Linked DNA regions of Mus musculus: regions 2 and 3 are each linked to region 1. The links are chromatin loops, found by intact Hi-C in ENCODE. Cell type or tissue: left cerebral cortex. All regions are shown on one strand.

The links. Peaks named below come from ENCODE experiments on the same cell type or tissue, not always from the same donor. Only the 100,000 strongest peaks of a DNase experiment are listed, where the experiment ranks them.
Region 2: it touches region 1 in a loop (4-fold over the local background); 18 of 42 quality-filtered maps call a loop at or near these places.
Region 3: it touches region 1 in a loop (2.6-fold over the local background); 2 of 42 quality-filtered maps call a loop at or near these places.

Annotation. Positions count from the first base shown.
Region 1 is chr5:34,912,283-34,920,282 of GRCm38, forward strand. Htt (huntingtin) reads left to right here. Exons shown (of 67, transcript NM_010414.3): 67 at 1-252. Msantd1 (Myb/SANT-like DNA-binding domain containing 1) reads left to right here and starts at 3,633. Exons shown (of 3, transcript NM_207277.1): 1 at 3,633-5,633. The coding sequence starts at 5,314. In left cerebral cortex, a CTCF peak has its summit at 3,712 (motif pointing right); DNase peaks (open chromatin) are centred at 3,723 and 5,169; H3K27ac peaks cover 575 bases.
Region 2 is chr5:35,020,751-35,028,750 of GRCm38, forward strand. Rgs12 (regulator of G-protein signaling 12) reads left to right here. Exons shown (of 17, transcript NM_173402.2): 7 at 366-509; 8 at 1,842-2,021; 9 at 2,279-2,432; 10 at 3,527-3,603; 11 at 5,099-5,293; 12 at 5,578-5,651; 13 at 6,113-6,239; 14 at 7,786-7,882. Mir3097 (microRNA 3097) reads left to right here and starts at 299; the gene lies at 299-365. In left cerebral cortex, a CTCF peak has its summit at 4,462 (motif pointing left); DNase peaks (open chromatin) are centred at 313 and 4,458; H3K27ac peaks cover 1,748 bases.
Region 3 is chr5:35,345,189-35,353,188 of GRCm38, forward strand. No RefSeq gene overlaps it. Among named protein-coding and RNA genes, the nearest start is that of 4930478P22Rik, 12 kb to the right of the region's middle. In left cerebral cortex, CTCF peaks have their summits at 3,822 (motif pointing left) and 6,338 (motif pointing left); DNase peaks (open chromatin) are centred at 3,787 and 6,346.

The DNA.
Region 1 (8,000 bases):
TAGGTGGCAGAGACCTATCTGCAGAGATTTGGCTGCATTCTAGGGGGCTCCTGTCCAAGCCTTGCTGCTGTATGCCATGGGCTTCACTGGGAACTAGGAGGGCTGTGATGGGTGTGCCCCGGAGCCCAGCCTAGACCTGGCTGTCCATTTCCAAAAGGAAGGACTGACATGAAATGTATATTTAAAATTTTTAAATTGCAGATATTGTACAGTTGAATTAAAGAAGCGATTAAACCACCTGTTGTTGCTGTTTGAGGCTTGCTTTACTTATAAAACCTCCTTTCTAGCATTTGAGGAGAGCATCCTGCTTATCTCCAGTGGGGCAAGGATACTACCAGCAGCCATCTTGACACTGTAAAGATCAGGCAATACTAGGTATAGAATGAGACTGTGTGCCTGGAATTGGGACCAGGCCTAGGAGTATTCGCAGACCCTATTGAAGTGGTCTCCCTGTCTGGGAGATATGGTGTGCCAAGTTCTCATAGTTATTGGCATTTTAAGCCTGTCGTGTGAGATCCTAGGTATTGTTTCAGCTTCCACACATTGCTCCAGGGTTCTAGAGGGGTGGTGAGGCTCTGTCCTCACACAGGACACAGTTAGTAGTCCTTGGAGTCTTTGCATGCTCTCCACCAGCCCTTCTGCCTTTCTGGACATGCTCCTGATCCACATGGATCCTCTTCTGCCCTTCAACATGACTGGTCTTACCACCTTTGTCCTGCTGTGTCTGCAACACCTACCCTGTCCTTTGTAGGTTACAACTTCTTTTAGGTTGTCTATGACATTGCCTGTCTTACCAGGTCCCTTCTTTAGTATCTGGGCTAAACCTGAAATGCAGGTACTTCATCCACCAACCTGCAGGAACAAGGCTGTTTGGGGAACACTTTCTAAAGGCCTGTCAAGTTTCAGTTGTGAGGCAGGAGTTGTCTACCTGATCCTTCAACCCACCAGACCCTGACGTTAGTGCCAGGATAACTCTTGGGAGTCTTATAGAGCCCAGTGCATGCCACTATCCCTTCTAGGACATGGCACAGGGTCTGTTCTCTGTACAAGATAATGAACCTTTGGCAGGAAGGGCCTGGTAGGTGCCCCACCATGTTTAGGTCTTTGCCCAGTAACTCAAGCATTTGATGGCAGCATGGATGTTATTGCTTCAACTCCCTGAATCTACCTCAGCAGTCCTCTCTAGGACTACGGTGATATTGCCCTTAAGGTCTTCATCAACGCCGGGCATGGTGGCACACACCTTTAATCCCATCACTTGGGAGGGATTTCTGAGTTTGAGGCCAGCCTGGTCTACAATGTGAGTTCCAGGACAGCCAGGGCTATACAGAGAAACCCTGTCTACAAAAACAAAAACAAAAAGATCTTCATCAACACTTGAGTTTTGCTCACTTCAGGAAAATGAAGTACCCCTGCCCTCCTGGTGGATAGCCAGACCTTTGACCTAACAGGCATGGGTGGTATTCCAGAAAGGATAAGGTAAGCCTCCCTGGGGTATTGGCAGCACATTATTCCTTCTAGCCACTAAAGCAGAACGCAAGCCCTCACCATAGCAAGTCCAGCCCTCCTGCCTGGGGAATGTAGGAGCACATGACTTGAGGTACCCCTCAGCCTCATTGTGGTGTTTGTCTCCAGTTTTTCCAAAAAGCATTCTGAAGGAGCTTGAAGAAGCAGCCTGATTGTGTTGAATACGGGGATGGGTAGTCATGGTATGTGTGCCATTTGTGGCCATATGTGTCCACATATTGAGTGGACAGGGTCCAAGTTTCCTGGAGTTATATCCAGGCTTCCTAGGATGTGAGCCTCACCTCCATACAAGGTGGCAAAGCTCAGCCAAATCAAGAAGACCTACTTGGGTAGCCCAGGGAAGGCTCATGAGCAGAGGTGGACCCAGGTACTTGAGAATCACTGAGACCTTCCTGGGATCCACACACATCCTTAGCCCTGAAAGCCTGAGTCTCATCTTCCTCCATGTTGTGGTCCTGAAAGAGATGCCTGCTTCACTTCAAGCTCAGGGTGGACATTTGGGACATAGCTGGGGTGGGAAGAGCTGGCCACAAAGGCAGAGTGTCAAAGGTTAAGAGTCTGGACTCCTTATTGACGTGTGATAGCAACGTCTAACGTGCAAGCTAAACTACCTAGCTGCCCAGGCCTCTATCCCAGGCTAGGTTGTAAGGCCCCAGGAATTGCTGTGACAATCCAATTCTAAGGTAGGTCATAATCCCTCTCACTACCCACCACAGAGATAAGCTGTGCCTCACTAACCACCCAGAGCAGTTCAAACGCCTTAGTGCTCCAAAGCTTCCTAGACCCATGTCCTACTACCTTAGTCAAGGCTGTACTTAGCCACTGTCACATGTACACACATTTCATACACTTCCAGGCCTTTGTCAAGTCTTCAACCCCTAAATTTCTCCCACCAGTACAGGCTCAGTTCTCTCAAAAGTTACCTGGCATCCCACTAAAACTGGTCATTTTCTACTCTGGCTTCTATCAATATAGGCTGAGCTTGGCTGCTATCACCCTAGTCAGGCCTGGTTTCTTGCATCCTGAACAGGTTCCATAAATACAAGTTTCAGATTTGCCCCACACTCATTATGTAGAGGGGAAACCAAACCCAGGGAGCCTAAGTAGGTTTCGCCAGCTCACAACAGAACCAGTCTTGACCCCATTCAGAGTGCCTGGCCTCTCTTAAGAGATACTTTCTAAAGCTGACCTGCCCCCTTTCCCTTCAGGTTCTACTGGGGACCTAGTCCTCAGCCTCCTGCCTTCTCATCCTGTGACAACTGAGGGTCCTAGCAGGCCATGCAGCTGTGTCAAGGTATGGAACTCTACCCTGAATAGAAATAGGAAATGTCCCACCCTAGGTAGGGGCAGCTGAGGCTTGGACAAACACCTGTTCATTCTTGTCCATGGAAGCCAGGCAAGGACTCTGCTCTAGGAGGTGCCTCCACAAAGGCCACTTTGTACCTGGGACTGCTGATGCCCACATGCCTGAGAAGAGGAGGTGGGAGCCCATCTTACCCCCATCTAGGTGTCAACCAAAGTGTTATGTTGGTATGGAGTAGCTCCTGCCAGGCTGGCTCTGGTGCCTTCTATATCCTGGAACTTGGGCAAGCAGCTGTTATAGATCTTTCCTCTTCAGCCATCTAACTATAGGACCTTGAGTAATGGCAGTGATATCCATTAGCCAACAGATAGCCACTGGTCTGGCTTTGAACACTCCAGACACTCTAAGGAAATTTGTAGAAAGGACTAAGAGATGGCGGATGAGGACCTAGGATCTCCCCATATCCCTTAGGCCAACATTTTGCTAAGTCATTTATAGTCATTTAGCCGGCTCTTGTTATTTTAGAGATGAGGACACTGAGGCTGGAATCCATTGCTAAGGTCACACAGAGCTAGGTTTAAAAGCTAGCAGCTTGAAGCTAAGCATAGTGACAATACACTTTTAATTCCAGTACTCGGGAGGCAGAGACAGGGCCAGCCTAGTATATACATACTGAGTTTTTAGGCCCCAGGTTGTGCTTGTCTTGTCTTTCCTTGTTAGCTGGAGATGCTGTCTGTGGAGGCAGTAGGGCAGGTTCCTAGTTCCTTGCTCCTCAAGGATCAATCTTCTGAGCCTAAAGAACAGGGGGTCCTTCCTGGAGGAAGGAGGTAATTTCTAGGCACTGAGCTCTGAGAACCAGACCCAGGTTCCATGCTCAGCACTAGGGGGCAGCAATGAACCAGCAGGCCAGTAGTATGCCTGGCATGCTCAGTATCTATCTGACTTTGGCAGGAAGAGGAGTTTTTGCAGACCTTCTGGGTACTCTTTTAGGAGAAATGGAACAATCGTGGGTATCTGTCTGCTAGCTCAGCAGTAGGAAGTCCCAAAATGACTCCCAAGGTTCAGAGAGGAAGCCTGACATTCACCTGAACCTATGAAATGACAGCAAGACCTCCAGGGGCAACCCTCTGCCTCCTTTTCATTTCTAATTTTGGATTGAAACTCAGGTCACTCCCCCTACCCAGTAAGTTACTGACTATGCTCCTTACAGTGGACACAGGAAGCCCAGAGACATTGCTTTCTCCAGTCTAAGTTCTTCCTATCTTTGATCAGGCAGGGGGAAAGCCAACAAAGACCACTGTTGTTCTGCTGACCAGAGAGTTTTAACTAGTTGTTTGGAGACCAGGCATGACTACCAATAGAGTACTGGGCCCAGAGAGTCTAGGATCAGACTAGACTGTGTGTCCACAACAGCCAGCCTAGCATGAGGGTCTTAGGTCCATGTAGTCTCATTTGTGACTTGCCTTCCAGATGTTAGCTATTGATGCCCTGTGGTAACTTTCCCCTCTGCGGATTCCACATTCTACATTCTTGCTCTGCTGCCTCCTCAGCCTGAGGTCCCTGCCTAGCCCTGTGGGCATATTAACCCTTCCTCTTGATGTTTTGCCTGTCCCCACCCCAACACTGCTGTGTCTCTTGAGGACTAGCCCTGCTCAGGACATTGAAGTTACCCTCTGACTGCAGCCACTTTTCCTCAGCTGAGGGGCCTCCTCAGCTCAGCTCGGTTTGCCCCTTCCGTCAGGGCTGTGCTTATGCTTCTCCCCATGTTGAAGGTCAACATCTGTGTCCTTCAGGCCGGCATGGCTAGGCAAGGTCTAGCTCTGACTTGCCTGGCTTCCCAGCACCCACACAACCTGACACCCAGGGGGTTGCATTAGTTAAACAAGAGAAGCAGAGTCAATGGGGAGAAGGCTGGGCCCTATGAGGACCGGCTTCAGTAAAGCTTGGCAGGCCTCTGAGAAGAGGGTGACCTCTCAGCAAGGACCTCACCACACGAACAGCCATCAAGGCAGTATCAGGGCCTCCACCTCCTTTGTAACCCTGCACCTTATGTCTCAGCATACTACTTGCCCATCTTGGGCCTCCCTGGACTCTAACCTATATAAATCAGGTGGGGCTGAGGTAGGGACTACTGCCTAGATGCCCATGTAGGAGCCTGTCAGGCACAGTGAAAGCAAGTCTCTTCTGGGGCCTAGAGGGCCAGCAGGGTGGGAGGAGGGCTGGGAGCCACAGTGGGCTTGGGTACAGCCTCTCACTGCAATATTGATGGCCCGTTAGTGCGGCCCTGATTCCTGTGCTTTCAGTTAAAAGGTTTCTGTTGTTGTAGCTTATGCAGTTGCTCTGTTGCTATGGAAACATGACATCAAAATGACGTTTCCCGTTTAAAAGCTTTTAACTAAATTCCTGCCTGTCAGATGTAGGCCCCATTTTGAGCGTGGAGCTGCCTCGAGCAAGCGAGTGAACAAGCGCACTGCCTCTCGCCCATGGTGCGCTGGCCAGGCCTGAGGCCCTGCCTGAGTGCCATCCTTAACCCTGCAGGTGCCTCCAACATGGCAGCAGCCGAAGTGCCTGGCTACCTTGTGTCTCCTCAGACGGAGAAGCATCGGAGGGCCCGCAACTGGACAGATGCAGAGATGCGCGGCCTCATGCTGGTCTGGGAGGAGTTCTTTGATGAGCTCAAGCAGACCAAGCGCAATGCCAAGGTGTACGAGAAGATGGCCAGCAAGCTCTTTGAGATGACTGGGGAGCGACGGCTAGGCGAGGAGATCAAGATCAAAATCACCAACATGACCTTCCAGTACAGGTGAGCACGTGGGACGGTCTCGAGAGGGTCCGGGCAAGGTTGCTCCACTCTTCGGCACTCTGTGCTCTGAGGCAGGGCGGGTGTGTGTCGTCTGGGCTAGTTGTCAGAACTCCACTTGGCAAGATTGCCTTCCAAAACCGTTTGTGTAGCCTACCATTGGGAAGATGGGGAAACTGAGGCCCACAAGCAAAAGAACTGATCATTAACTCTCAAGTGGCAAGGCTGAGAGCATCCTCAGATAGACTTTGTGGGACTAGGGCTGGAGCAGCATCGTTGTGAGGATGGTTCTAAGGCTGACATTAGACCTGCCTCCTACCTGCCGTGACGCCCCAGCAGTAGACAAATAGATCAGATCTTATGACCCTGCTTCCTCAACTGGGACTACAGGGCACCAATTAGGCTTGGTTCTGCCTGTCCCACCTACCACAAGTACCCAAGTTGGGCAGGGTATGGGGTTCCTGTTTCATGTATGGAAACTGAAGCTAGAGTGAAAAGGAGGTTTGACTCCCAGGCCTGGCTCACCCCGATACCCTGAGACTACGAGAACTAGGTGAGCCCAGCCCAGGGCCAGCTTCAGGGTTGGTAAGATAGGATTTTAGGGGGCTCTCCAGGCAGCACACAACTCTAGGCTGGGGTCTCCCCATCTGTGTATCTGACTTTGCTGCCTCTCAGTTTGACTGTCCTAGCTTGCAGCCAAAGGAGAGCCTGGGGGAACTGATACACAGTTCACAGCCTGGAGCATCCCTGGCATTCAGGATGGAGTAGCTGTGGTGGGTCTGACCTCTCTGTAGAGTCGAGTGCAGGGCAGGGATCATGGATGGGCTAGAGATTGTGGACTTTGGAGGCACAAAAAAGTAGAGAGGGTAAGATGAAGGTCAAAACATAAAGTGAAGGTTGTGTGCACGAGGCCCTTATGAGGGGCATGTCACAGGAGAAGTTGAAGAGTATCAAGGTCAGACAGTAAAGAGTACTTCCCCAAAAGGCAGACTAGACAGTCTGGGCCTGGGGCTGCCTAAGATCGCATTCAGATCCCATGATAGGAGGTGCTATCTGGGGCTCACAGATGTACTAGTAGTTCATCTGGTGAGTTGGGAAGATAGGGAGGCTGGTTCAGACCTTGCTCTGCAGGCATATCTGTAAGGTCCCCAGCCAGAATCCATGGAAGAAAAGAGCTCTCATGCCCTCATCAGTAAAGAGATGCCCCAAGAAAGGGAGGGGAACCCCTGCCTGGCCCATGAATCCTGTGCCCCTGGGAGATAAGGCCCGACAAGACCTTGGACAGACTGTGAGACCCTAAAACTCCATCTCTAACTACTGATTTGACTTATAAGGGCCATGGAAGAAGAGAGAGGGCCTCAAACCTGTCTTGTCCATGGCTCATTTCTGACCCCCAGTGCTGGTCCACAGCTGAGCCTGAAAGCAGAAACCCGCGGCTCTAGCAGTTGCTTAGGCTTGCTGGCATCAGAGTCATTTATTGTAACTGGTGTTACATGGAAGCCTCTGTCTGATGAGGAGAGAGTTGAGACCAAGTCTGTTGCCTGCAGGAACAGACATGAACACATGAAGATAGCACCGATGGCAAAGGCTTGCCTGGCTTTCTCACGCCCCATCATCCTGTCCCAGTGCTGGAGGAAGAAGGGATTTCTGGGGGAGATGAGGCACCGCTGGTTGTTTTCCTTAGCTTCCCTTTGTCTAACTGTATTATTCATTATTTATCTTGAAAGCCTCCCTCAGAGTCCTAGGGGAGGGATTCTGTCTCCATTCCTAGAGGTGGTTGTGAGCCAGGAGATGAGAGTACATGGAAAGATCAGCCACTGCAGTCTAGGGGTAGGAGTCATGGCACTTCACAACTTACAAAGCACATGCAGACCATGGCTTCTCATAGCTGATCAGTTCTTTATCTGCCCATTCCTGACTTCACAGCAGTCTTTTCTTTTCTATAAGAGCTGTTTATATATTAAGGTTCTGACTTAAAGGAAATATGACCAGGTAGCTAGGTCCCATGGACCATGATTTGTTGGAATACAACATGAGGCCCCCACACTGGAGACAAGACAGTCCTCATTTCTCCAAGGAGTTGGCCAGCTTAAGTGAAGCAGAGAATGCAGGGGCAGGGGTTCTCTGGAGAGGAGGAGCCAGTATAGAAGGCTGAAATGGCACTAATGGTGGTAAACTTCACCTTCCCTGTGTCCCCAGGTAGCTTGATGGTGCCTGCTATTCATTCAGAGCAGTCTGCTCTGTTCTGTGTGACCTGCCTCTGCTTTCTGATGCAGTCATGCTATGTGGTGGAGCCCTCTAGGCCCTTGATGCTATTCCCCAAGGCCATCCTCTGCTTTGGTGAACCACAGTCTGTCCTGGGCAGCAGCC
Region 2 (8,000 bases), 110 kb after region 1:
CCCCCAAAGTAACAGCTGTCCTCACAGAGTGGCCTCATGCCTGTGTCTTGTGCTCTGAGCATTGTGCACTTTTGCCCTCCCCTGTCGTGCACACTTTGCTGGCAGATCCTCCTCTGAGGCCCTTACAAAGCAGCCATTTAGAAATTTGCAGCCATTTAGAAATTTGTAGAGGAGCCGATTCAGGAGTTTCCTCCTGGCTCTTTCTTTTATATTTACTTTCATAAGCCAGACTATAGACAGGGCCTGTGACTCAGCTCTCCAGCCCCGAAGCAGAGTCAGCCTTAGGAATGTTTGAGTGACACAGGTGGGAAGTGTGTGTCCAGTGGGTGTGTCTACAGATCTGCTCAGACCTTTCTACCTGTCAGCTCTCTTACAGGGCCCGGGAGATTTTCAGTAAATTCCTGTGCAGCAAAGCCACCACTCCTGTCAACATTGACAGCCAGGCCCAGCTGGCAGATGACATTCTCAATGCACCCCACCCTGACATGTTCAAGGAACAACAGCTCCAGGTGACTTTGCAGACAGTCTTCCATGGGGCTTCCAGCCAAGGCTTGGGGGTGCAGAGTCACTCAGAGTAGCACGTGCCCTTCTGGGAAGGGGGCTGCTGGTCATGTGGGCATGGTGACAAGCCCATCTGACCACTGGGCTCCAGTCTCAAAAGGATTCAGTAGATCTGAGGAACAATAAAGCCTTTGCCACAGATAGCCCCATGTACCCACTGTCAACCGAAGTAAGGGACAATATTACTTTTCAAAAGTCTATGGGGCTGGTGAGACTGCTCAGCAGATAAAGGCTCTTGCCGCCAAACCTGACAACCTGAGTTTGATCATTGGGACCCACATAGTGAAAGGAGAGAATCAACTTCTATAAGTTGTACTCTTTAGACACGGACCATGGTGGGTGTACAACACACACACACACACTCTCTCTCTCTCTCTCTCTCTCTCACTAAATAAGTAAATGAATAAATAAGTATAAAAAAATTGTATGCACATTGGACACACTTGACCTACAGAACATGACAGCTACAGCGTGGCCACAACAGCACATTATGGAAGGTCAGTGGTCTTTGATGATTGCAGGGCTGACTCTGAGCAAGTTCGGTGTCACTTCCAGCATTTGAGAGCGGATGATAACTGCATTATCCCAGCCCAGAGAAAGCTTTCTATGAGCACACGTCGCTGCCACACTAGTGTACATCCAGAATGCTGTGGACCTGTCTGTATACTTACATGTTTACGTGCTTAGTAGCAGTAGCAGCAATTGTCATTTGAGACAGGATCTCACTGTGTAATTTCACCACCATTGACATGAAGCTCACATACTCGTGCCTCAGCCTCTGCCGGATCACAGGATGCACATGGAACCCTGTTTACATGTTTGTGTCTTAATTCTGGAAGAGCATGTGATCTGACCCGTCCAGAACACACTTCCCAGCCCTGCCAGCTGCTGTGCCGCTAGGTTGCAGGAATTAGCTTAAAACAGAGCAGAGCTTCCCCAGGCCTCACTTACCCTTGAGACAACTGCCTTCCAAGTTCCTAGGAAGTGAAGGCCTGCTAAGGGTGCAGCCACAGTCTTGAGTCTGCCTGCCCTTCTGGCTGTGCCTATGCCTATGACTCTGCTCTTACTAAGAGTGACAAAGGAGAGGCTGTTGACAGGGATCAGAAGGGTCCCTGGAGAGTTAATTAACATCTGAGTGCCCTGGGGCCCAAGGGAGGGTTGGCAGGAATGACACCCTTCCAAAATGTCACTCATTCATGGGTACAGACCTCCTATACCGCCTAGGACCTAAGGAGTTACCGTTCTTTCTGTGACTATACTGCATGGCATCTGCTCCACAGATTTTCAACCTGATGAAGTTTGATAGCTACACTCGCTTTCTGAAATCCCAGCTGTACCAAGAATGCGTCCTGGCAGAGGTGGAGGGACGTACCCTCCCGGACTCTCAGCAGGTCCCCAGCAGCCCAGCTTCCAAGCACAGCATCAGCTCTGACCACTCCAATGTGTCCACACCAAAAAAGGTGCTGGGCTAGCCCTTGTGGGGGTGAGAGTAAGGCTGTAACCACACATCCTGTCACCAGCAGAAGGTGGGGCCTGTAGGACACAGATACTCCTGAACCCTTTCCTGATCCCCTAACCCCTGGCTACCTCGGTGGTGAAAGAGAGGACTGTGCCCTTGACCCACTGAAGATTCTACCTGATTCCTCAGAATCCTTACTCATAGAGCTCTGTGTTGAGCCCCTTTAGTGTCTTAACTGATGTTTCTATTTGGTGACAGTTAAGTGGAAAATCAAAATCAGGACGATCCCTGAATGAAGATGTTGGGGAGGAGGATAGTGAGAAAAAACGCAGAGGGGCCTTTTTCTCTTGGTCAAGGAGCAGGAGCACGGGGCGGTCCCAGAAGAAGAAGGACCATGGTGACCATGCCCATGGTATGTGAATGCAGACCATGCTGTTGTGGGCGGGAGCTGGACTGCTGTGGTAACGTGAGAGGCCATGGTGGGCAGGCAGAGATACAGCGGAGTTATCTGGAGGGATGAAGAAATGTCACAGATCCTGGGAATCCAGCAGAGTTGGGGATGAGCCAGCCTAGGAAGCAGGCCTGCTCCAGAACCTTCTGGAAACTCCTTGATGCAGCGTGTCTGGCTGACTGGGCTCCTTTTCTTCTTGCTATGAAAGTTGCAGGTGCTTCAGTAGGAAACTTGGAAAACAGAATCAAGCAAAGAGAAACAAACACAAATGTGCTGTCCCCGTAGCCAGGCACAGCTTCTTGCCTGTGCCAATGCATGTGCGTCAGCCATTGTGTTGGTGGATGGGGACTTGGAGATGGGGTGTGCGTCCCATGGAGGCCTCCCATACCTGGCAGACTTGCAGTCATCTGGAGAGGGCTGCAGCAGAGCTCAGATACTCTGTCTGCCTGGTACAGGGTCTACAGATGCCCGAGAAGGTACTTGTTCAGAGTAGGTCACTGGATCCAGGAGCCTGAGTGTCAGACTTGGGGTAAAACAGTGTTTAGGCCCTTACATCGTATGTAGGCTGGCCTAGATCATGGTTAGAACAATTAATGACTTGGACTATTGGCTATGAATGGGATTTGTGAGGAAGAAGATGGAAAATGGGTTACTAGTAAAATGAGTAGCCAGCTGGTCACAGGGACAGGCTTCTTCAGACCCAAAATAGCACTTTGAGATAGAAATCATGGCTCAAATAAGACATGTCCACCCAGGGACATGAGCCTGGGCTGCACAGCACTGCCCCCTGCTCTAGTGCCTGGCAATGTCTCAGGTCCTACAGGGCCCCCACAGTGGTGACCTCCTTGGTGACCCTGACCCTTGACCTCTGCTGTGAGGGAGGTGTTTGACTAAACCCCAGTGGAGCAGGTGGTGCCTGGAAGGGCCTCTCATGTTTTGCTTTCTCTCTGTCCTTACTGTATTATGTCTATCCATCTGAGGGGTGAGATAGGGGTTGAGTGAGGGCATGTGATGCGGTGGCTTCTGATTCACCCTGGTCATTCCCTTCTTTCAAGATGCCCCTCATGCCAATGGAGGCCTCTGCCGTCGGGAGTCCCAAGGCTCTGTATCTTCTGCGGGGAGCCTAGACCTGGTGAGTCTTCCCTCATTGGCCACCTCCCCTCATTGCAAGGGTCGTAGGCTGACTTACTGGTAGGTGAAGCCTGGCTCATTAAACACCCAGCATTCGGTTCATGAACAGTGTGCCAGGGTTGGACACTGGCCCTGGGTCCCAGCCCAGGATTCCTAGGGCAGCGGGAAAAACTGTTTAGTAGGTGGGGAAGTGTACTGCGGAAAGGTTAAAATTAGCCTTGAGATTATTTCTTAGATGCCTTTGTTCTGATTTAGTTAAACTGTTTGAACCCCCACTAAGAGTACACAGTAGCTTTGAAGTAGGGCTTTGTCTTCAGCTTGATGCTCAGACCTCCTGTTGACTCTGACATTCCAGGGTCTGTGTCTGCCCTGGGCTCCTAGGAGCTGGCCGCCTACTACTTAAGAGCCTGGCAGAGTCCTGCAGGTCTCTTCAAGGCACCCTGCTTACCCTGCTCTTTGCTAATCTGCTGTGAGGGAAACTGGGTAAAACTCAAGACTTGCTACTCTGTCAACCATTGCCTGATAAGAATTTTAGGAAACATTGTTGGTTGTCAGTACTGTGACATCTGAACCTATCCATCAACAATTAGCATTAACATAGGTGGTTATTTCTTCTTTCTCCAAATACCCTATCAAGGCCATGATGAGTTGGTTACCTACTGCTGCCCAGTACCCCAGCTTAGTTTTGGAAAACATAAAGTGCCTGTACTTGTGTGTCAGTAGGGTGGTGGTCATGTGCCTTGGGGGTTGGGGAGGATGTCTCACCTGGGCCTCCAGTCCTCTGGCCTCATGGCTCACAGAGAACTATAGGTTTATGGCTCAGGGGCCAGCAGGATCATGTTTTTGTCGCCATCCAGTGGCCAGCCCAGGTTCCTCCCCATGGTGACCAGGAGGCTAGGGTGAGAACTGGCTCTGCCACTTCTACAGCCACTTCATGGGAGGAGCCACAGTGAGTCCGTGGGCCATCTGCATCTAGTCCCCCTCTCCCACCCATTTTCTGAAATAACAAGCAAAGACAAAAAATTTTTCAGACAATGGGGGAAGCAGTAACAGTTCTGAAATGGCTGTAAAGGCCTCACAGGTCTGTCTGTGTCCTCAGGACAGGCATCTAATGCTGTAACCAGAGGGTCAGGACAGCCTGCAGGTCTATAGGCAACTCATCATCACAGCCTCAGGTTCCAGAGTTGAGGTGGGCCCCAGCACAGTAGTATGCTGGGCAGTCTCATCTGGCAGGACAGCAGCCATGCTCCAGTTGTAAGCCATATAGTTACCATAGTTGAGAGAGATCCCTACTCTCCCTGGCCCTGGCCTCCAAACCCTACCACACCATCAGCTCTGGGGTCAGGGGATGCCCTGTGGTGGATTCTGAATTTCTGTGTATGTGCAACTGCATGGGGAACAGGCAGATTATTGGGCACATGAGACTAGGCTGTCTGAATCTTCCTTGAGAGACTCCCTTACCTCCAGACACCGACACTTGTCTCCCTACCCTACAGTCAGAGGCCTGTAGGACCTCAGCACTCGAGAAAGATAAGGCTGCCAAACATTGCTGTGTCCACCTCCCAGACGGGACATCCTGTGTGGTTGCTGTCAAGTCCGGGTTCTCCATCAAAGAGATTCTGTCTGGATTGTGTGAACGGCATGGCATCAATGGGGCTGCTGTGGACCTCTTCCTGGTGGGCGGAGACAAGGTACTGTGCCATGCAGGAGTGAGTGAGCCACCAGTATCCTAGCTCTGTCTGCTCCCTTCCTCCTGCCTTGTTAGTGCTCCACTCCTGACACCACCACTACCACCCGTGAGGCAGAGCAGCTGCAGGTGGAGGCTCCCAGGGGGTCGGTGGGTGCACGGCAGCACACCCCAGTGTCTAGAGGGTGTCAGGCTAATTTTGCCCTGGTCTTTTGTTCTCGCAGCTGTGTGCTGTTACATGTCAAGCCCACGTGCTCCCACATTAACTCTGGTGTCTTTGTTCCTCAGCCTCTTGTGCTGCATCAGGACAGCAGCATCCTGGCCACCAGGGACCTACGCTTGGAAAAGCGGACTTTGTTTCGGTAAGAAAACCGCACACAGGTTTCTGGAGATTTCCAAAGTCTCCACAGTGTGAGCCTCAGGACTTGTATTCCTTTCTAATGTGAGCATGTACTTGTCCCATGTCAGGCCATAAAAGAATGCCATTGCCCCGCCAGAGTCTTGGCAACGGGGAAGGCACCACATATGGGCTGCTTAACCCTCCATCATAGTGGAGAAAGAGGCAAGAGTCTCTACCCAGAGGATTCTAGGCAGAGGCCTGACTGCTCAGTCCTCCGTCATGAAAACTGAGGACAACAGACAGACAGCCCTTGGCCCAGGTGTAAATCTCAGAAGGGTGTCTGAGGCTTATTTCCACATGCAGGGGACTGCTCCTGCCAAGGGGGGCCTGCATCCCTGGGGTCCTGTTCTGTTAAGGAGACTCTAGAGACGTGGTGAAACCAGAACTGGCTCTTTTGTGAATATTTCCCTGCCCTACCTCCAGGCTGGATCTCGTTCCGATTAACCGGTCAGTGGGACTCAAGGCCAAGCCCACCAAGCCAGTCACGGAAGTGTTGCGGCCCGTGGTGGCCAAATATGGCCTGGACCTGGGTAGCCTGCTGGTGAGACTGGTAAGTGTCATTTGGAGTCTGAGCACCACCACCAGGGTTATACCCCACCTTACCCTTTCATATCTCCGCTCTACATCTCAGTTCATGTCACTGTCCTCCCTAGGTTAGGGACAGCACCTGCCTCTACCTCCTCTTTTCTCTGTCTCATTTATTTGCACATTATTCATTATGGGAAAGGTTGGTATTTACTTCCGGTGACCCAAACCGAAGCAGGAAACACCCTGAAGCATCTCCATGGTTTCAGGCGTGAAAAGCAAACTGCACAGCCAGCACACGATGTGCAGTTTGCCAGGGCACAGGTAACTGCTGCTGTCACCTACACTGACACACCGGCAGTTTCACATGCACTTGCACACTGGGCTTGGGGGTGAAGTTGAGGAAGAGGGCAACAGGCCTTCCCTGTCCCTTCCTGTCTCCATGGACCAGTAGCTAGGATGGGGCTCTGGCCTTTGGCCTTGAGGCAGTGTGGACTCATAGTGACTTGGGAAATAGCATCTCCCAGAGCTTCCTCAAGCTGTTTTGGTATTTTATTTGTTTGTTTTTTGATACAAGGTTTCTCTGGGTAGAAACAGAAACTGTAGGCTGCCCTAGAACTTTCTCTGTAGATCAGGCTGGCCTTAGAGACACATCTGCCTCTGCCTTTACAGTACTGGGATTAAAGGCATGTGCCACTACCATCTACCTTGTTTTGGTATTTTTGAGACAGGGTTTCATGTAGCCCAGGCTACCCTTGAACTCCTTATCCTTTGCCTATATCTCCCAAGTACTGGGATTGCAGGCATACATCACTATACTGGGCTGTGATTTCTAGTATTCTTAAATTTTTAAGAAATTGTCCTCAGAATTGTTTAAAAGCTTTGAAGTAAACTAGAGGCACCTACTTAATTATGCACAGGCTCCAGCTTCAGGTGGCACTAGCTTCAGGTGTAACTCAATACCACTTCCCACTGTGAGCTCCAGTTTGGAGCTCAGAAACCTGCCTACAGAGACCAACCCAGCCTGGCACCCAGGGTGGATGCTCTCCTCTCCTCCTCTTTAGAGCTGGGGTAGTCACAAGGGCAGAGCAGAGCAAGGCTGCCTGAGGGAGGGCAGAGCATCTGAGCATCTAGAGCACCAGCCACTCATCCTAGAGCTAAGATGGCTTCCTGCTTTAGGGTTCCCAGCAGAGCAGTTTAGGGAACAGCATGGTGGTTTTAGGTTGGCCATCATGGAGACTATGAGCAGTGTTCAAGCAGAAGCCGGATGAAGAAGTTATTGGGTGTTGACACATGCGTACTGACCTTTTCTCTGGGGCTCAGGACTTCCCAGTTTGCCCTTGGACGTTCTGCCTCCCCTTTGAGTGACCTTTGAAAGACCTGCTCCACCAGCTTCTAAGGGTTCCATATTCCCACAGGTCAGCCAGGCTGGGTGACCTGACCCCGGGGCCAGCTGGATTGAGTCTCCATTAAGCCTGGGTTAGTCTTACTGTCAGTGGCTGGATTAAAAACAACTATTCCAGAAAGTTCCAATCTGGGTAAATGATTGAGTGCATCATCTCTGCCTCTAGAGCGGGGAGAAGGAGCCCCTGGATCTTGGTGCCCCTATCTCAAGTCTGGATGGACAACGGGTCATCCTAGAGGAGAGGGATCCTTCTCGAGGGAAAGGTAAGGCTGCATTCCCAGTGCCAGCACCCAGCCTGCTTCTCAGTTGTCCAGTAGTTGTTATATAAGCACACCACAGGCATGGGGCTGGCAGCTTTGTGGGACCCCTCACTTGGCAGTC
Region 3 (8,000 bases), 430 kb after region 1:
GGTAGGATCAACAGTTTGTGTGTGTGCAGGAGGGGAGATGGCTGCTTGGACTGGTGCCTTTGGACAGGTTGCCAAGGGTACACTGAAGTCCTCACCAGAGAGGCTCTGGTCCTCAGCCTGGGCAAGAACCATCGGGGGCAGTGGGGTGGGGGAGCAGCCAGCATGTCTAGGGAACCAGAGTGGACAAGGAAGTGAGCCAGAGAGACTGAGTATGCAATGACTGCACAGGAGAGAGATGGCTGTGAATGGGAGAGCCAAAAGGAGCATCGTAGAGACATGGGCAGGAGAAGGACTGGGGCAGGAGACGGATCTAGTCACTCAGATTGGAGTGCTCAAGGAGAGCACCCCGGAACCAGAAACAGAACCTCAGAGTGATACCAGATGTGTGGTTAGGAGACTCCGGGGCCACCTGGGTAGCTTTCAGCCTGTGCCTGCATGCACCTCCCACTTCTGCCTGCAGAATGGCAGCAAGCTTTGGGCATCAGCACTGGCCTGATGAGCCTCAGTGGAGTGTAGGTACAGACTTAGCCCCTTGTTTCCACCCACAGCAGCCTCACAGAGGTCTCCACTCGGACAATGCAGGATTCTTAACTTTACCCCAGAAAAGAACTTCAAGACAAGCCAGTGTGAGGCAGGGCTGGGGTTGATTAAAAGACTTTAACATAATTTTAATCATAAGCACAGAGGCGAGAGGGGCTCTCTGGGAAAGGACAGCACGTGCCCTATGTGGATGTGGGCTTCTCAGGAGAGAGCCATGCCTAAACGCCTTCGTGGTAGCCGTGTGCTCACCCTCTGTAGTGTCTGCTGCTCTGTCTCAAAGGCGTCTCCAGGACCCTTTCTTCTTCCTCTCTCTGGCGAATGAGGTCATTGGGTGGCTCCTGAGATGCCTTGGATAGGTTTATCCTCTGATAAAACAGAGCCATGTGTCACACCAGAGCTAAGAAGTGTCGTTTACTGTAAATGGAGATCCCAGATGCTTATGAGAGACCTTCCTATGCACCCAGGCTTTAAGCATGGCTCACCTGTGGCTGTCGATGATGGTCATTTGAAATCTCTCTGTGAACAGAATATTACTCTGTCTATGGCCCTCTCGTGAATGGTGTTAACCACTCCTGAATTCTGGATGCAGCCAGAAGAAGGCCACTGCAGACTCCCTTCCCACACCCCTGTAATCTCCCTGCCTTTCCAAAACCTTCCTCAGCACACAGATGACATAGAGAACAAACTTGGTTTTTGGCCATTTCTGTATCTGCAACAAAATTAGGTATACAGTTCCAAGTTCCCTTCTGGCCCCATGCCCCTACTGGGGCAGCTCAGAGAAAGCCATATTGTCAGAGCTCAGGAACCAATATACATGCTGACAATGAACAGAAGACTACACAACACCCAGAGCCCGTTTCTACATACTGTCCTTCTGGCTCAGGACCACACCTGGCACTGAGGCACCAGGTTCCTTGGGGCTCCTCATGGAGGTAACAGTCCTCTGCATAAATTGTCCTTGACAGCCTGAGACATGCTGGGTGAGGCCCAACAGGAATTCCATCCCTCGGTGGAACTTGTCCAGCCTGTCCCTCCTGGTGGGGTTGTGGGCTCCTGAGAGAAGGAAGAGAGGTCGCATACCACTGTCTTCCTACTGAGGCCACCTCATCAGCCTGACTCCTCACTGGTGCTGTGGACTTGGATAGCCTAGACAAGGACAGTAATGTCACCGTTTTTATTTTTGTTTTTGTTTTAATTCTTCCAGATGGAAGTTGCTATGTACAACTCATGGCCAAGAGTCGGGGTCAAGTCCCCTCCTCAAGGGCAGAGCACTGGTGACGTTCATGTGGCACTCCTCTGTGTGGGAGATGATCTTTTCTTCCCTTTCATTAACTCAGCCACTTCCTGTGGTGGCCTGGGCTTGTGGCTCTTTCTCTGGCATCCTGGGTGGCAGGCTTGTGGTACTTTACTCTCCGTCATTCCGGCTATAGCCATGGGGACTCTCAGCTTGCTCTAGTGATCTGGGACATGACCTGATTGACCTTGTCCTTGCTTTCTTGCCCTACAATGTGTCTCCTGTCCCAAGCCCAGAGTCAGTCATTTCCTTTAGAAACCTCAGCTTTCCTTGAGGGGAGGCATTAGCCACCACTATCTAGGCTCAGGAGAATTGAACGTTAGGTGACTATCACTTGGCACAAGGCTGGGCACATGGGCATCACCACCGGCTGGTGGCGCTGTGTGAAGCTGCCTCACTTAGTCCATGTTTGGCCATAGCAGGGGTGACTTCAGGGCCACCCACCAGCTTTCACTAACCACCAGGAGACTTGCACATTTGTACAGGAAAGGGAGTAAGAGCATTAAGCGCCATGAGCGTGAATGTACCGCCAGAGTGAGACACAGCCTCATCATGCCTGGGGGCCTGTGCAGTGGTACCCTTTCTGTACAGTCCTCAGAAGCAGTAAATGACCTCAAGCTAGTCCCTCTGCATGTGTCCACAGCTGGCAAGGACATGAAAGAAAACAACTACCAAGAATTGCCAGATCGGCTCAGAGGTTTAGAGCACTGATTGCTCTTCCAGAGGTCCTGAGTTCAATTCCCAGTAACCACATGGCGGCTCACAGCCATTTGTACTGGGCTCTGATGTCCTCTTCTGATGTGTCTGAAGACAGCTACAGTGTACTCACATATATAAAATAAATAAAATTTAAAAAACAAAAAAAGCTAGGCAGTGGTGGTGCACGCCTTTAATCTTAGCACTTGGGAGGCAAAGGCAGGTGGATTTCTGAGTTTGAGGCCAGTCTGGTCTACAGAGTGAGTTCCAGGACAGCCAGGGCTACACAGAGAAACCCTATCTCGAAGAAAGGAAAGGAAAAAAAGAGAGAACAAAAAAAAAAAAAAAAAAAAAAAAAACCCTGTCAGATCTACCCTTGACTGGCAGGGCGACTGCAGTCATTGGAATGAAGAATGTTTTCCATGGGCTCGTGTGTTTGAACCTGTGGTTTCCCAGTTGGTGGCAGGGTTTGAGGAGGCTATGGAACATTGATGGAGCCTGGCTGACAGAAGTGCATCACTGCAGGCCGGCTTCTCCTTCTCTCTGCTTCTTGTGTGTGGATGAAAAGGCTCAGTTAGTGCCATGTGAGGAGAGAAAAAGAAAAGTGAAGATGCTAGCTCTCTAGCCCCCACCCCTTGGTCACCTGTCTACCAAGGTTGACCTAATCCTGATTTGCTTAGTTATGTGTCTTGGGGGGTGGGGGGAGGAAGGGGGTTCCTGGATGCAGGTACCTGTGGAGGACAGAGGAGTCAGATCCTCCTGGAGCTGGAGATGCAAGCGGTCCTGAGGGTGCTGAGAACTGAAGTCCAGTCCTCTGCAAGATCATTACAAGCTCTTAACCACTGAGCCGCCTTTCCGGTCCCAGCTCTGACTTCTACCAGAGTGCTGGGTTTCAGTTCACCTGCCCTGGTGCTTTATGTAAATTAAGTCAAGTTTCAGAATGCTGAACATCAAAGCAATGGTGACACTAGCTGTATTAAGTGGAGTCCTCCAGAGTAGCAGAAGTAGGAAGATAGAAAATAGATGATAGTTGATATTTTATATATCCCTTACATTCTAATATTTTATATATCACATGTATCTATAAAAACACCCCTAAATTCAGGCCTGTATCCGTCTGTCTGCCTGGCTTAGCTCCTACTGGGTTCCCATGTACCTCCCCCTCCCCCAGGTATTTCTCTGAGAGCTGCACACACATGCCACCCAGAGTCTACTTCCTCCAGTGGTTGTTGGAGTTGGCTAAAGGGAACATAGTCCCTTGTTTGAGGGAGAGCTTTGCTGCCCCCTGCTGACTAGTCTCAGGGGGAGCTAGACTCGTTTCCCCTTGCAAAGGTGAGGAGGAAGAGAGTGGAGCAAGAGAAGGGATTCCACTGGATACCAATGGGACCGCAGGGCTTGGGTTGTATGAGCCTGGAAGGTAAACTCAGGATCTTTGCCTTTCACTTTCTCTGGCACAAGGGGATGTCACAGCATTCCCTCCTTGGAAGAGCACACATGCACAGTGCTTCCATCCCTATGCAGAAACTGAGGCTGGGGGGAGCTGACCCTGACCCTGCACAGATGGGGAGCTGACCCCAATCTCTTCACAAGAAAGGGGACTGACCCTGATCCCTCCCTGGGAGGAAAGAGAGGGGCTGGTCCTGATCTCTGTACAAGAGGGAAGCAGATTCTGGCCTCTGCACAGGATGTCTGACTCCTGATCCCTGCACAGAAGAGAGCAGAGGAACTGACTAACCCCTGTGCAGGAGGACAGCCGACCCTGACCCCTGCGCAGGAGGGGAGCTGACCCTGACTCCTGTGCAGGAGGACAGCCGACCCTGTCTCCGTACAGGAGGGAAGGGAAAGATCACTGAACAAACGGGCAGCTAAGCCCTGCCCAGGAAAGAGGGGAGAAGACACGTGTGCACTGGTGCCCCACGCCCCTGCTCTGCATCCCAAGGTTCTGCTTCGAAGTGTAAAACCAGCTCCTTCTCCTTCCACTGTATCAGATCAGGAAACAACAGTAAAGGCCCTTCAAGTCCTGGCCAGATAGGACTGCTCTGGGCTCACAGAGATGGGTTTACTGATGGCCCCTAGCACCTGGAGTGGGGGAAGAGGAGAAGCCTGCTGCTTCAGTAAGACCTGAAGCAGATGGCCTGACACGAAGGCCCTAAGGCCCCCTGACCTTTCTCCCCAGCTGTCCTTACAGAGCAGAGCAGAAGGACACAAGTGAACACTGGGTCACTCTGCCTTCAGAATTCCAAATGATCATGAAAAAACACTGAGGAAGCTGGTTCACAGTGCAGGAAGCCACCAGCTCCAAGATGCAGGTCTGCCAAGTCCAAACAAGGTAACCCAACTAACACATACCTGCTGCCTACCAAACCATGAGCACTGGGCCAGAACTTGAAGGTGGAATGCTGGCCTCACCTGTATCCAGTACCACAAAGCAAAACTAACCAAAAAAGCTCTGAGTGGCTGAGAAAAAAGTAAAGGACAGAAACAAGATAGAACAGGGAGCTACGTGGGGGTGGGGCGAGGGGTACCTGAGCTGTTCAGATCAGTCATCTATCTCTAGTGGCCCTCAGGAGAAAGGCCAGAGCTGCTGTTGTACATCTTCTGCTCTGGGTCAATGTGTATCCCCTAGGCAGTGTAGAGAGACACCAGGCCCTGGAGACAGACCCATGGGGAGGTAGGTCCACGACGACGACCCCAGAATGCAAGGACCCTGCGAGGGTTCTCTGTAGGTTCTGAAGTGTGCAATTGATGCCAAACCCCCATCCCACCCTCTTACTCCCAGCGATCCTGGTGCTTCATCCTGGTCTTGGGCTATTTCTGGCCCTTTTGAGTAGTTCTAATGGGGTACTCAAAGCCCAGAGCTGTGGGCTTTGTGTGGGACAGAGGGACAGAAGATGAAGACCAGTGGAAAAGGGACAGTGAGGTTGGTGAGAGGATTCAGGACAGTGGGCCTGGGGGACCTCGGAGGAAGGATGCAGTGGTCTACCTACCCTGTCTATGGTGCCAATGGTAAGTAGGAACAAGGTTATCTGTGAGGAAAGAGGCTCACAGGAGGACACCATCCTACCCTGGAGGTTATGTAAGAGAAGGCCTCAAGATTGTAGCCAGGTTGTCCAAAGGCCCTCTCCATTCAAGTGAACAAGGTCCCCAGACCACACTTAGAAACAGAGCAGAGTCCAGGCCCTGGATGGCCTAGGCTGCTCCTGGGGGGGCAGGATTCCCACTCAGGCTCTGTAAAGGTAACTTTTAAACCTTTATTCTCTCATTCATTACATCTTGACCACAGTTTCCCCTCCCTCCACTTCTCCCAGTCCCTCCCCCACCACCTCTTTCCCTCTGATCAAGTCTTCCTTTGTTTCCCTTCCAAAAAAGGAAAGAGAGAGAAGGAGAGAGAGGGGGGGAGGAGGGAGGAGGGGGAGGGGGAAGGGGGGAGGGGAGGGGGAGGAGGAGAGGGAAACAGGCTTCCCAAGTATATCCACCAAACATAGCCTAACAAGATACAGTAAGACTGGGCACAGACCTTCATATCACAGCTGGATGTGGTCCCAACTGCAGGCAAGAGTCAGAATCAGCCCCCACTCCCATTGTTGGGAGTCTCACAAAACCACCAAACCACACAATCATAAGGCATATTCAGAGGACCTAACTCAGACCATACAGGGTCTGTGTTTGTCTCTAGCTTCTGTGAGCCCCTGTGAGCCCCACTTAGTTGATTCTGTGGCCATGTTCTCGGTGTGTCCTCAACCCCTCTGGCTCCTACATTTCAGGGTTCCCCTGGCTCCATCTAGTGTTTGGCTGTGGGTCTCTGCATCTGCTCCCATCCATTGCTGGGTGACACCCCTCTGATGACAACTGGGCTAAGCACCCATATATGAGTATAGCAGAAAAATCATTTCCTTGATCTTTTTGACAGCCCTGTTTGGTTCTATCCTGGGTTCTGGGCTGTCCTGCCTCTGGTTCCTGCCCATCCAGGCAGTGTCAGGTTTGGGCTCCCTCTTAGTGGCATGGGCCAAAAGTGGGATCAGGGATTGACCACTCCCACAAGTTCTGTGCCACCCTTGCCCCAGCACAGTCTTGCAGGCAGGGCAGATTGTAGGTCAAAGCTTTCGGCTGGGTTGATGTCCCAGTCCCACCTCTAGGTGCCTTGCCTGATTGTAGAAGATGACGAATTCCAACTCTGTATTCTCCACTACTAGGAGATTTCTCTATGGTCATTGTCATAGATTTCAGGGAATTTCTACTGCACTAAGTGTCTACCACACCCCCAAGTCCCCGTCCATTTCAGTCATCTCCCCCACTACTCTCTCCTTCATCTCTCTTGCTCACAACCTGATCTCTCCTGTTTCCATTCCCACCAGCCCCCAGTCCACCCATGAAATATATTCTATTTCCCCTTCCCAGGGAGGTCCACGAGTCCCACCCTAGAGCCCTCCTTGTTACTTAGCCTCTCTGGGTCTGTGGGTTGTGTCATTACTGTGTTTTACTTTAACAGCTAATGTCTACTGATAAGTGAGTACATATTATGTTTATCTTTCTGGGTCTGGGTTACCTCACTCAGGATGATCTTTTCTAGCTCCATCTATTTACCTGTAAATTTCATGATGTCATTATTTTGACAGCTGAGTAATGCTCCATTGTATAAATGCACTACCCTTTATTTATCCATTTTTCAGTTAAGGGACATCTAGGCTTCCCTCCCCCCCAGTGTCTGGCTATTATAAAGCTGCAATGAACATGGCTGAGCAGGTGTCCCTGTGGTATGGTGGAGCATTATTTGGGAATATGCCCAGGAGTGGTATAGCTGATTCTAGGGGTAGATCAAGTCCCAATTTTCAGAGGAACCAACATATTGATTTCCATCGTGGCTGTGCTAGTTTGCACTCCCACCAGCAATAGAGGGGTGTTCTTCTTGCTCCCCATCTTCGCCAGCATCAGCTGTCACTTGTGGTTTTGATCTTAGCCATTCTGACAGGTGTTAAAATGGCATCTCAGAGTCTTTTTGATTTGCATTTCCCTGATGACTAAGGATGGTGAACATTAATTCTTCTACTGGGAATTCTCTGTTTAGATCTGTGCCCCATTTTAAATTGGATAATTTGGTTTGTTGATATCTAGTTTCTTGAGTTCTTTGTATATTTTGGTTATTAGCCCTCTGTCAGATGTGGGGTTGTTTCCTATTGTATAGGTTGCCATTTTGTCTTATTGAGCGAGTCCTTTGCCTTTACAGAAGCATTTCCTAAGTCCTATTTATCAATCGTTGATCTTAGTGCCCGAGTTACTGGTGTTCTGCTCAGGAAGCTCTCTCCAGTGCCGGTGAGTTCAAGGCTATTCCCCACTTTCTTTTCTATTAGGTTCAGTGTATCTGGTTTTATGTTGATATATTCGATCAACTCGGACTGGAGTTTTGTGTAGAGTGATAGATATGGATCTATTTTCATTCTTCTACATGCAGATACCCAGTTAGACCAGTACC